Regions from separate parts of the Homo sapiens genome. Here regions 1, 2 and 4 are each linked to region 3. A link is a contact called in ENCODE Hi-C or POLR2A ChIA-PET data. All regions are on one chromosome and are shown on one strand. Each heading gives the region's core, a stretch centred on a gene start or an enhancer-like site at or near the end of the contact. The rest is flanking DNA. Distances are from core to core; before and after follow the strand shown. Region 1 holds the start of FBXO7 (F-box protein 7). Region 2 holds the start of MTFP1 (mitochondrial fission process 1). Region 3 holds the start of GUCD1 (guanylyl cyclase domain containing 1). Region 4 holds the start of PEX26 (peroxisomal biogenesis factor 26).

The links. Hi-C counts contacts between places; a loop is a spot of excess contacts on that map. ChIA-PET counts read pairs that join two places held with the same protein, here RNA polymerase II (POLR2A). Pooled maps may share reads with other maps.
Region 1: a map of B cell shows a loop between it and region 3 (20-fold over the local background). The contact joins the promoter of FBXO7 here to the promoter of GUCD1 in region 3. A Hi-C loop is called at or near these places in 1 of 168 maps with a recorded cell type or tissue (B cell) and 4 of 50 pooled maps. POLR2A ChIA-PET finds 5 or more read pairs at or near these places in 1 of 52 experiments (BJ).
Region 2: a map of B cell shows a loop between it and region 3 (18-fold over the local background). The contact joins the promoter of MTFP1 here to the promoter of GUCD1 in region 3. A Hi-C loop is called at or near these places in 2 of 168 maps with a recorded cell type or tissue (B cell and naive thymus-derived CD4-positive, alpha-beta T cell) and 6 of 50 pooled maps.
Region 4: a loop to region 3 is called in a map of CD8-positive, alpha-beta T cell, with 32 times the contacts of the local background. The contact joins the promoter of PEX26 here to the promoter of GUCD1 in region 3. A Hi-C loop is called at or near these places in 2 of 168 maps with a recorded cell type or tissue (CD8-positive, alpha-beta T cell and naive thymus-derived CD4-positive, alpha-beta T cell) and 5 of 50 pooled maps.

Annotation. Positions count from the first base shown.
Region 1 is chr22:32,473,481-32,476,180 of GRCh38, forward strand. It overlaps FBXO7 (F-box protein 7), which reads left to right and starts at 1,331. Exons shown (of 9, transcript NM_012179.4): 1 at 1,331-1,644. The coding sequence starts at 1,523. RefSeq lists enhancers at 306-365, 1,091-1,591, 1,254-1,423, 1,592-2,092, 1,678-1,847 and silencers at 1,412-1,601, 1,612-1,921.
Region 2 is chr22:30,424,380-30,427,225 of GRCh38, forward strand. It overlaps MTFP1 (mitochondrial fission process 1), which reads left to right and starts at 1,389. Exons shown (of 4, transcript NM_016498.5): 1 at 1,389-1,567; 2 at 2,338-2,465; 3 at 2,792-2,846. The coding sequence starts at 1,501. SEC14L2 (SEC14 like lipid binding 2) reads left to right here. Exons shown (of 12, transcript NM_012429.5): 12 at 1-924. RefSeq lists a silencer at 1-31 and enhancers at 1,649-2,207, 2,208-2,768.
Region 3 is chr22:24,553,738-24,556,437 of GRCh38, forward strand. It overlaps GUCD1 (guanylyl cyclase domain containing 1), which reads right to left and starts at 1,401. Exons shown (of 6, transcript NM_001284254.2): 1 at 1,212-1,401. The coding sequence starts at 1,254. SNRPD3 (small nuclear ribonucleoprotein D3 polypeptide) reads left to right here and starts at 2,262. Exons shown (of 4, transcript NM_004175.5): 1 at 2,262-2,334. RefSeq lists a silencer at 1,150-1,509 and an enhancer at 1,970-2,069.
Region 4 is chr22:18,076,587-18,079,473 of GRCh38, forward strand. PEX26 (peroxisomal biogenesis factor 26) reads left to right here and starts at 1,404. Exons shown (of 5, transcript NM_001127649.3): 1 at 1,404-2,020. The coding sequence starts at 1,791. LOC105372853 (a long non-coding RNA gene) reads left to right here. Exons shown (of 6, transcript XR_001755424.2): 6 at 1,072-1,310. RefSeq lists enhancers at 1,078-1,137, 1,468-1,697, 2,178-2,227 and a silencer at 1,768-1,817.

The DNA of each region.
Region 1 (2,700 bases), core at 81-2,580, 7.9 Mb after region 3:
GCAGAATCAAGGGCAGGATGTGGACAAGTGCTGCCACCTATTGGGAGAAACTTTATTTGACTCTAAGGATTTGGACTATGGTTATCACACAAGGACGAAACTTGATACTCTCTCTCATCTAAGTTATCATTAGTTAGACCCTCTATGGTAGCCAGCCTCCAGGATGGCCCGCAGCGATCCCTGTCTGTTGGCATTCATACCTTTGGCTGGATCCTCTCACACATAGGGTTGGTTTGTAAATATGACAAAAGCCGTATGTGACCTCTGGAGCTAGGTCATAAAAGACATTGTGGCTTATACCTTGGTCTCTCTGGGATCACCTGCTCTGAAGGAAGCCAGCTGCCATGTCATGGGGACACTCAAACAGCCCTATGGGGAGGTTCACGTGGTGAAAACAGGTCTCTGGCCAACAGTCATGACTGTGCCATCCTGGAGGCCGATCCTCCAGCCCTAGTCAATAACTGCTGCCCTGGCCTACAGTTTGTAATCTCATGGGAGACCTGGAGACAGAACCACCCAGCCACGCATCCCCAAATCCCTTTACCTCTAAAACCTGTGGGACAACAAATGTTTATTGCGTTAAACTTTGGGGTGATTGTTATGCAGCCACAGAGTTCTAATAAACTGTCGGACATAGATTACTGGCTACAAATAGTTCTACTTTTTTTTTGAGACAGGGTCTCGTTCTGTGGAACCAGGCTGAGGTGCAGTGGTGCGATCACAGCTCATTGAGGCCTCGACCTCCGGGCTCAATCGACCCTCCCGCCTCAGCCACCCAACTAGCTGGGACTACAGGCAGGCGCCACCACACCTAATTTTTTGTATTTTTTGTAGAGATGGGGGGGGGGGTTTCACCATGTTGCCCAGGCTGGTCTCGAACTCCTGGGCTCAAACGATCCACCCGCCTCGGCCTCCCAAAGTGCTGGGATTACAGGCGTGAGCCACCGCGCCCGGCCAACCTAAGGATTAACCTAAGGCTTCTCAGAGCAGATGCCGCTGGAACTGAGGGCCACGGAAGAAAGGGGGTGACACTTGGTCCTGGGGAGTGGCGACTGTATTGTCTGTCTGCAGCATCCCTATCAGCGCTACCGTTGTTCCACGCACACAGGGAGTAAGTACTGGGAGTCCCAGCCACCGCCGCGGAAAATCTGGGATGCCAGCGAGCGGCCGCATCTCGGCGCCTGCGCACTGTGCCCGCGCTCTCAGGCAGCGCCGTTGCGCGCGGAGTCATCGATCGGCCGACCCCGAGAGGCCCGGTTCCTTTAGGCCGCCTGCCCGCCTCCAGCTCTCGGGGTCGGCTCCAGGAGGCGCCCTCAGGAGAGGGGCGGGCGCTCTATTCCAGAGACCGAGTGGCAGGGCGGCCACTGTGGCGGGGCTCTTTCCCCGTTTCGCCTCAGCTACCCCTCAGCTCCGGTAGTCGCCAGTCCGGGGTCGTCGCCGTTTGGGGCGGGAGCTGCTCGGCCCCGCCGCCGTCCCCGTCGCCGCTTCCGGGTCCAGGCCCCTCGGGCCGCCTGCCGCCGTCATGAGGCTGCGGGTGCGGCTTCTGAAGCGGACCTGGCCGCTGGAGGTGCCCGAGACGGAGCCGACGCTGGGGCATTTGCGCTCGCACCTGAGGCAGTCCCTGCTGTGCACCTGGGGGTACAGGTACGCTGGGGCCGGGGCTGGGCGGCCCGCGGGGAGTGGGGAGTGCTTGGGGTGGGTGCAGGGCGGGTTGGCGTCATCTGTGGGCTGCAGGCGCGGGCGTGGCCGGGCGATAGGCCAAGTGCGGGGACGCCGGGGGGGCCTTCACGGGAGGCCCGGGCTCTTCCGGGCGTCGCGGAGCCGGAGGGTGCAGGCGACGGGAAGCGCGGGTGGTCGGCTGGGGTCCGGCTCCTGGAGAACATGGCCCGGCCTCCCGGGGGCTCTGGTCCCCTCCTCGGTGAGTCATGGCTTCTGGTTTTGCAGTAAACGGAACCAGGGAGAGGAGGGAACGCACAATTTCCACAACTGGTTAGATTTCAAGTTGGAAATGATGAGCTTGGCTTGGGTTAAACCTTTCTGGACTGTGAGGGGTCCGAGTTAATTTCTTCAGCTGTTGGAGTATTTCAATGAAAAAGTTTGGAAATTGCTAGAAGTTAAAAATCTGCCCTCAATCCGAGGCCACCGGTAGCTTGTATCGCTGCTGTGAAGCGGCAACAATTTTAGATTCTGTTGTGTTCATGCGCCGAGCACCGCGGTGAGCGCTTGGACTTCGCCGCCGAAAAGTTTTAGAAAGGACAGCGTGTAGGCGTGTTTCAGACCATTTCATTTTCTTGGGTGAAATGTTGCTTTTTTGCTAAAACTGAGGCAAACGTTGATCTTGAGAGCTTGCAGTTTGGGGGCAGTAAAGTTGAGAAAGGATCATATTCTGTTATTGGTTTGTGGGACTGCAGGTGAAGCTGCTTTGTTTCCCTAAAAGATACTTTTTGGGGACAATAATTTGGGAGTAAAGCGGCAAGGTAAGAGTGGTCCTCTTCAAATACTGAGCTAGTGAATTTGAAACTTGAGTGTGCTAAGGAAAAATGAAAAAGATGTTCCCTGGGGATTTTTAGGTGAATTCTTCAAAACAAAAGCAAACCTTCCTACGTTTTCACCTTATTTTTAGGGAATTGGGTAAAATGAGGCCGTTATTCTGAACTTCTCGCCCTTTCATTTTCCTGGTTAAGACATTATTAGATTGAA
Region 2 (2,846 bases), core at 139-2,638, 5.9 Mb after region 3:
CTGACCGGACTGTCCTATACAGCCCTACAAGACAGAGGCGCCTAGGGCTGAAAGCGGGGGCCTCCGTAGGGAGCCAGCGGGGGCCTCAATAGTTACTCATTTTCTCTACCTTTGATGAAAATAAGAGCTAATTCTTAATAAGGCCTACCGGGTATCACGCAAAAACCCTGTGCTTACTATTACACTTTGGGTTGTTGCAAAGATTAAAGGAAATAAGCCGTGCAAAGCGCTTAAGAGCTTGGTATAAGTAAGTGCTCGTCAATGTTGGCTACTCTCATTTTTTTTGCAGACGTGGGAACTGGGGCTCAGGGAGGCTAACAGCCAGTAGGCGGCACAGCTAGGATTTGAACCCAGGATTGTCTCCAACGCCGCTCAATTATACCCGCCAAGGAGTCACAGAGACTTAGTGAAGTGCACACATTGCTCACCTGGGTGAACTGAGGTCCAGCGGGGGAAGGCTTCCTCCTGTTGTAATCACTAACCCCAACTCTGTCTCCCTTGCCCGATTCATTCATTCGTTAATTAATTCATCCAACATCCTGTCCCCAAGAAGCTCAGTCTGGGGACATACTGATCCAGTTAAATGCGAGTGCTTCCTAGTTATACATGGCGACTGCTGAGAAGGGACTCCAGAGTCCAGGCACCTACCTCCCAGGGGCTCACCGTTCACTCCTCTAGCCTCATTTAGAGCTCGCATTAAGAGCACGGGATCTGGATCCACACTGTTTGGATTCAAATCACAACTTCACCACTTAGCAGCTGTGTGTTCTGGGAAAATGACCCACCTTCTCTGTGCCTCCATTTTCTCACCTGTAAAACGGGCTCCCAGGCTGGTGGGAGGGTTTCAGGTGTAAGACATGGAGAGTCCTTTAGCGAACATGTAGACTGGCAATAAACTCAATAAATGGTGACTGTTATAATTAATCCTCGGAACCATCCTAGGGAGTGGACACTATTGTGTTCCCCATTTTATTTATTACATTAATTTTTTTTTTTTTTTTTTAGTAGAGACGAGGTCTCGCTATGTTGTCCAGGCTGTTCTCGAACCCTTGGGCTCAAGAGATCTTCCCGCCTCCGGCCTCCCAAAGTGCTGGGATCACAGGCGTGAGCCAACGGGCCCAGCCTGTGTCCCTCCCTCGTTTTTACAAATGAATAAAGAGATGCTGGATAAGCCCGAGGTCACAAGCTTTGCAGTGTAGCATCCCCCAACTTGATCCCCTGTCTCTTTGGCTCCAAAACCTACACTCAGTCCTGGGAGCGATTAGCGCCAACAGCTCAGAGAAAACGTGACGAAAACCAGTCTGTAAAACCCGAGCCTGGGAGAGGGGCTTCGGTGCGCGGGGGGAATTTGCAGACGCTCCCTGCTGGCGGAGATTTCCTGACCTGTCCTTCGGCGCGGGACTTTCGGCGGGTCCCGGCCGGGCAGACCCAAGTGCCGGCGGCGGAGACTGCAGTGGAGCCAGTACCGGCTGTAGTGGCCGGGGCCGTGGCGGGAGAGTCATGTCAGAGCCGCAGCCGCGGGGCGCAGAGCGCGATCTCTACCGGGACACGTGGGTGCGATACCTGGGTGAGCGCGGGGCGACGGGCGCGGCGACCCCACCACCACTGGGCTGGAGAAGCAGGGGTCGCCGGACGCCCGCCCGGGGCCTGGAGGAGGCGGGATGATCTTAGTTCTCATTCTGCTTTTGGGCCGGAGACTGGGCTCAGACAGGGCTAGGGACTTGCCCAAGGTCACACTACCCTGGTGGGTCGCCCAGGGCGGAAGCTCCCATGGGGTGAGCGGGCTGCCCGCTCTGGCATGCGCTCTGGCTGGCTGTGGAGTCGGGATCTCCACTCCCATTTCGGTCCTGACACGCACTGGCTCTGTCTGAACCTCAGTTTCCTCCTCGGCAAAAAAACAAAAACAAAACAAAAAACAAACGAGATACACACGAGGGCCTCTCTCATTGGGTGGTGGTTGCGAGGGTGGAATGGGATAAAGCGCAGAAAGCCCTGGCACTTGGCGAGCGTCTGGTCAGTGGCGCTGCCCTCGATCACTCTGCCCCTCTGGGTGCCTGTCACCTCATTAGTGCAGTTACTCCTGGGACCAAGACCAGGAAATCTAACCAATAAGCAATGGTAACAGTGACTCAGTGCTCAGTCCGCCCTCAGTGGCCCGAGTCCGAGGTGGGCATCATGGCACCAGTTTACATCTCGGAAAGGGAGGCTCAGAGAGGTCAAGTCACTTGCCTAAGGTCACCCAGGGACTGCTTAGCTGGCTAGGATGAGAACCAGCCTGCTCCAACGCCCCCTCGTGGAACAGTTGCGAGCCTAGGAATTAAATGTTCCCTCCCCCAGGCTATGCCAATGAGGTGGGCGAGGCTTTCCGCTCTCTTGTGCCAGCGGCGGTGGTGTGGCTGAGCTATGGCGTGGCCAGCTCCTACGTGCTGGCGGATGCCATTGACAAAGGCAAGAAGGCTGGAGAGGTGAGTGTTAGCCTATTTTCCAACCCCCAACCCTAGCTCTCTTCTTGTGTGGTTCAGTCCACAGCCTTGCATGTGATAAAGTCCCTGTGGGACACTCCAGTCCCTACAACCTTGCCTAGTGCAGTCCATAGACAGTCCTGTTTGTAGGACAGTGTACCCCTGCCCCCACACTCCCACTCCCCGAACTGGATGTGGCAGACTGTACCCCACTCCTGGGTGCGGACAAGTCCACTGGCCACTTGCCCCTCCCGGTCTAGCCTCGTGCCCCTTGTCGCAGGATTTTCTGCCTCTGCCCCAGCTGGATTAAGTGTCTCTGCGCCCACCAGGTGCCCAGCCCTGAAGCAGGCCGCAGCGCCAGGGTGACTGTGGCTGTGGTGGACA
Region 3 (2,700 bases), core at 151-2,650:
TCAGCTGCGCCTCCTCCTCTTGCCCTGCGCTCTAGAACTCCTTGATCCTGAGGCCTGGCAGGCCCCACAGGGCCATCTCCAGCCTCGGCAAGGGCGGATCGGACCTAGAGGTGCTCATGTTGGGGGTGATAAGGTTAGGCGAGGCCTTGGCATCTGTCCCCATAACAGCTTTAGCCTTCTAAACACAAAGCCACAGCCAGACGTTGCTGCCTGGAGCCAAAGGGCTGCCTGGAAGGCCCTGGCCTGAGCTCAGTTAGTGGCTGTCACTAAGGAAGGCAAGCAGTGCACTAGCCTTTAATACTTAACCCATCTCAGACTCAGTCTGCTCAGCTGCAAAAGTGCAAATCACAGTGGGCACCTACTTCACTGGTTCGTTATGAGGATTAATGAGGCACTGCATGTAAACAACTGCACGCAGCGCGCGCCTGCCTCATAGAACACTCCCTGTGAATGTAAGCCATTCCTCCTCTGAGGCTCAGGAAAGGCAAGTATCTTGTCTCAGACCACAGGGCTAGACAACTGGAGGAGGAGGGTTGTAAATCCCCCACCAACTCCACACAGCAGACACAAAAGGGAACACTCCCTGGGAGTGACACCTGAAGGTCAGGGTCCCACATGCTGTTGACCTCTTCCACAGTTGGCACTTCACTTCAGAGTTTACTAGCTAGAACTCCGTTTGTCATCAACCCCGCGCCTTCAGCAGGACAGGAATCACGTCTTCCCCCTCCCCTACGTCTTGGGCAAGCAAACTAACGGCCAAGACATTGAATACCAGTCCGGGTCTCCGCCCCAAAGGGGCTCAGGCTACCGCGTGGCAGAGAGAACGAAAGTGAAGAACAAGAGCAAGACAAAACGCCGAGTCTCGGAGGCCAGGGCACTGGCCCTTCCATTGCTCGGTGCTCTCGGCCAGTTTCCTGCCCTTCCCAGCCTCAGTCCTCCACGGTTTCCCAAGGCATGGGAGCTCCCAAGGCGGCTCCAGCAGGACTTTTCGCTTCTGGGGAAGGTGGTGCCCCTGCTACCCGGACCTTCCCACCATGCTGACAAGGGTCGCAATCCTGCGAGTGTCAGGAAACCCCCACTGACTGGAACCAGGCGGGTGTGGGGGCGAGGCGGGAGTCGGCCCAAGGTCGCGCGACTGGACCCTGCCCCGCGCTAGGGAGGGGTCCCTTTCGTTCCTAGGGTGAAGACTGGGCCCACAGAGAGGCACTGACCGGGCTCGAGCGGCGGCCCCGCTGCCTCCGCCTCCGTCCTCATGACCCGGGCGGCGCGGGGCGCCCATGGCCCCGGCCCAGAGCGGGCTACAGCTTCCGCTTCGGCTGGGGCGGGAGGGCGGTCGGTGCGTGTCGAGTTCCTTCTCCGCCACCGCCGCCGCTGCGGAGGAGAGAACGGGAGGCGGCGGCTGGGCCGCCCCAAGCGCCGCCCCAGCCCTTCCAGGTCTCGAATCTGGAGGCCCCGCCCCCTCCTTAGGCCCCGCCCCAAACTTTGATCTTAGAGGTCCCCAGCCTCTTGATTTAAGTCTGCTCCGGCCATTCGCCGCCTCAGCGTTGAGTGGCCCCACCCTCTCGCCCAATCCTCGCGCAGACGCGCAGCTCACCAGGACGCGGGCCCCGGAAGCCCCGCCCCTTTCTTTGAGCCCCGCCCCAAAGCTCGTGCATTTCCTGAATAGAGGCTCGTCCCTTCGGCAAGCCCCGCCTCTGCCGGGTCCCGCTCTTTTGCCAGTCCTAGGTGTAAGCCCTGATCCCGCCCAGTGCATCCCCGAGGCCCCAAGCAACTCTCCTCCAACTGTCTTTAGGGATAACCCTGAGCGGGCAGCCGCTCTACTCTATACCTAACTTTATCCGTACCAGATACCTAGCCTCACTCAGGGCCCCCCTTACCTGGCGGTGCCGGGATCAACAAATGAAATTGTGACGGGAAGTCCTGGCCCTTGGCCCAACCTCCTGCTGTCCCCGGTCTGAGGGCCCAAGCCCCGCGTCTCCGCCTTGCCGTCCAGCCTGTCCTTGGTGTGGGGTGCTTGGAAGTGTGAGCACCCTCTCTGGCTCTTTGCCGGCCCCAAGGGTCGTTGCGGCGGCCCCCGGGCCCAGTCATCAGCCCTCTTTTCCGGTGCCGGAACTATCGTACTGGTGCCCTAGTTTCCCAGCCGGCAGGCGGAGTGAGGAGGAAGCGGAGGCGAGACCGCGCTCAACACTGGGGAAAGGAAGGAGGCGGGCCCTGCGCGCAGCATTTTGGGAAAGAGTGGAATTCTGGGTGTTAGGCCCGCCATTCGCTTGACTCACGCCTTCGCCGTAGCATCTTTCGCAGCGGACCGAAGAGAAGAAAAGTAGGCCAGAGCCGGTGAGGCTGGGGACGGGCGAGGGGAGGTCGAGGCGCCTGTGAGGGGCCAGGGGCTGGAGAAAGACTTGCTGCATGGAACTCTGCGGGGCTCGGGGAGGGAAGAAAGCGGGAAGCTTGGGCCACCCAAACATCAGCGTCGCCTCACTAGCTCCTGGAAGTAAGTTCATTAGCTTTCCCCTCAACGTGCATGCTTCTCACATTCTGTATCTCTCCAGGTGAGTGTTTTTCAAAGCTTCCAGGCAGTAATCTCGAAGTCATTTCTGATTGACTATCTCCTTCCCCCAAATCCTATGAGTTTTTTTTTGTTTTTTTTTTTTTAAGTAGAGACGGGGTTTCACCATGTTGCCCTGGCTGGTCTCGAACTCC
Region 4 (2,887 bases), core at 154-2,653, 6.5 Mb before region 3:
CTATTCAGGGGATACACAGTCATTCCATGAGCAAGTTACACAATGTAAAATAAGGACATTGTGAAAAACAAAACCATACCGTACATAATGCACTTTATAGTAAAGTACTGGGAACAGAGTATTTGGTAAATTGTAACTATAATAATAATTTTAAACAGATCCACAAATCACACTTATTATTATATTCTGTTTCACCCGGGCTTTGCCAAGCTTCCCACATTTGTACTAGATCCTCTTGGCTTTAGTTTCTCCCCAGTTCTCTACCCTTTGAATTCACTCCAAAGCTTCCCTAGAATCTTTGCTCTCCTAGAAATTAGATTAAACAGGCACCTGCTCACATCATACATCCCCTGCCCTTGTCACCAGACATGCACACATCCATCTTCTGGGATTTCCGTTCTCTTGCAGAAAAGTCTGCATGGGAAGCTGAGGCAGAACCAAGTCCACCAGACTCCGAGGAAAGAGAAGTCTGGACCCTGTAACCAGATAAAAGTGAAACCAGGACTTCATTTATTCCACAAATACTTTTTGACTACCTATAGATGACAGGCACTGTTCAAGGCATTGAGGTTCCCACAGTGAACAAAAGAGACAAAAACGTCTGCCTTTGTGAGTTTATATCATAGTGGAAGGAAATAGACAATAAAAATAAGTAAAATATAGACATTGGTATGTAGATGGTGATAAATGATAAGGAGAAATATAAAGACAGATCGGAAGTGACAACAGTGGGGAAGTGGAATTGGTATCTGCATTTAACGTTGTTTTTTAACAGCAAATTCAGGATGGGGCAGAGAGCAGTGAGAAAAATGAGGCCCTTATGCTCAGCGCCCCCAACCCCGCCTCGGTGGGGTCACTATTCATTTTGGAACATTGCCCTTGGGACCAACATATTCTCAGTGGTCCTTGTGAAGGTTTCCACCCTAAGTCCCTCATCCTCACCAGGCAATATTCATTACCCTACAGCAAACTCCGGAGGCAACGCGGAGAAAGTGTGAATCAATTCAAGACTAAGGTTGCCAAAATGTTTGATCAGCTCTGCGTCAGCCTTGACATTACATTACATTACAGATCCCCTGATCGCCACCGTCGCAGAAGCTCTGAATTAAAAGCGTGCATGTAGCTGCACATCCATTGCTGGCACTTCTTCCGTTAGCCTCCGCTGGAACTGGTTAGTGAGGACCCCTCCATTTCACAAGACAGCTTCGGTTTTGCTTCGTTTTGACTTCCGCACCCCGAAGCTGTAGCACCAGTTTGTTTTCTCACGGCACAGGGGCGGCTTCCGGGGCGCGGCGTGCTGGGGGTTGTAGTCCGCGCTCTGCCTCCTACTTCCATTACAGAAGGCGATGGGCCGAGAGCTGAGGAACTACAACTCCTAGAGTACTCCGCGCCGCCGGGACGCCGCGCGGCTGCGGGGCTGGGCGAGCGCAAAGATGTCCGCGCCCGCTGCCGGGAGGCGAGGTGAGTCTTTGATCGTAACCAGGAGCCCGGAGCTGAGGCAGTTCCTGCACGTGTCGCGGGGCCGGAGAAGCTAGGGCCAGGTATTCCAGGGATGCAAGAATCCTGCAAATCTGACGTGTAAACTGCTTCCCCAGCCTCCAGGCGAGCCCAGCTTTTGCCTCAGATAGGCCCCTTCCTTTTCCTTCTCGGGGAATCGACCTCGGGAAGGGGTGTGGGCAAAGAGATGAGGACTCTCCCTCTTCGCCCAGGCCAACTCGGGATATCCCGGAGCCTCTGGGGAGGCGGTCACTCCGACGTCTGAGGACCTGGGCCTTGGACCCGGACTCGTTATGAAGAGCGATTCTTCGACCTCTGCAGCCCCCCTCAGGGGGCTCGGGGGACCCCTGCGCAGCAGCGAGCCGGTGCGCGCGGTCCCGGCCCGGGCGCCGGCCGTGGACCTTCTGGAGGAGGCGGCCGACCTCCTGGTGGTGCACCTGGACTTCCGGGCGGCGCTGGAGACCTGCGAGCGGGCCTGGCAGAGTCTGGCCAACCACGCCGTGGCAGAGGAACCCGCGGGCACGTACGTGCTGGGCTCGGAAATGAACCGATTTCCGGGCGCTCTTGTGGTGGGGCTCAAGGTCTCAGGAGTTCTGTCCTTCCCAGATTGCCCACAAGGAGCTTTACACCTCGCTTTCATCAGTGGTTTGTCTCCGAGAGGGTGGTCGCTCATCGTGTGCCCATTCTACAGAGAAGGGAAGTCGTGTAACAAAAACTTAGTGGGGATCCCACAGCCAATTATTTGCTCCTTGTTCCAAGGTACAATGACATGATGGGAAGGCTGAATGTGTATTAAGTGCTAAGTTCTGTCAGTAAGCAGGTGGTAAAAGTCCTCTCCCAGGTACCTCCGCCCTCCCCGCCCCGCCCAAGGTTGTTTATTCCTGACCTTGGCTGATGATGGGGAATGGGGGTCATGGCAGGAGCAGCGTTCTGGTCCAATTAGAGGACTGGATTAAAGAATTAATTCAGGGCCGGGAGCTGGGGCTTACGCCTGTAATCCCAGCACTTTGGGAGGCCGAGGCAGGAGGATTGCTTGAGCCCAGGAGTTCGAGACCAGCCTGGGTAACATAATGAGCCCTCTTCTCTACCAAAAAGAAGAAAAAGAAAAGAATCCGGAGAAAAAAACCTTGGGCTTGCATTGCTCTTTCTAATGCCACCAGCCTCGTCTGGCAGGTGAGGGAGTCATTTCTTTGCATTGTAAACTTGGGTTAGGCCACGCTAGGGAGGTGGTAGGTAGAATAGCTAAAGTTGACCACAAAGAAGGATGATCTGGAGAGCCCTGGCTGTGTTTTAGGGGACTGGGTGGGAGCTCATTTCAGTGAATGCAGAAGGCTTTGCTTCTGGGTGTCTGGAGGAACCTTACTAGGTGGTGCCTTTTAGCCAGCTATGG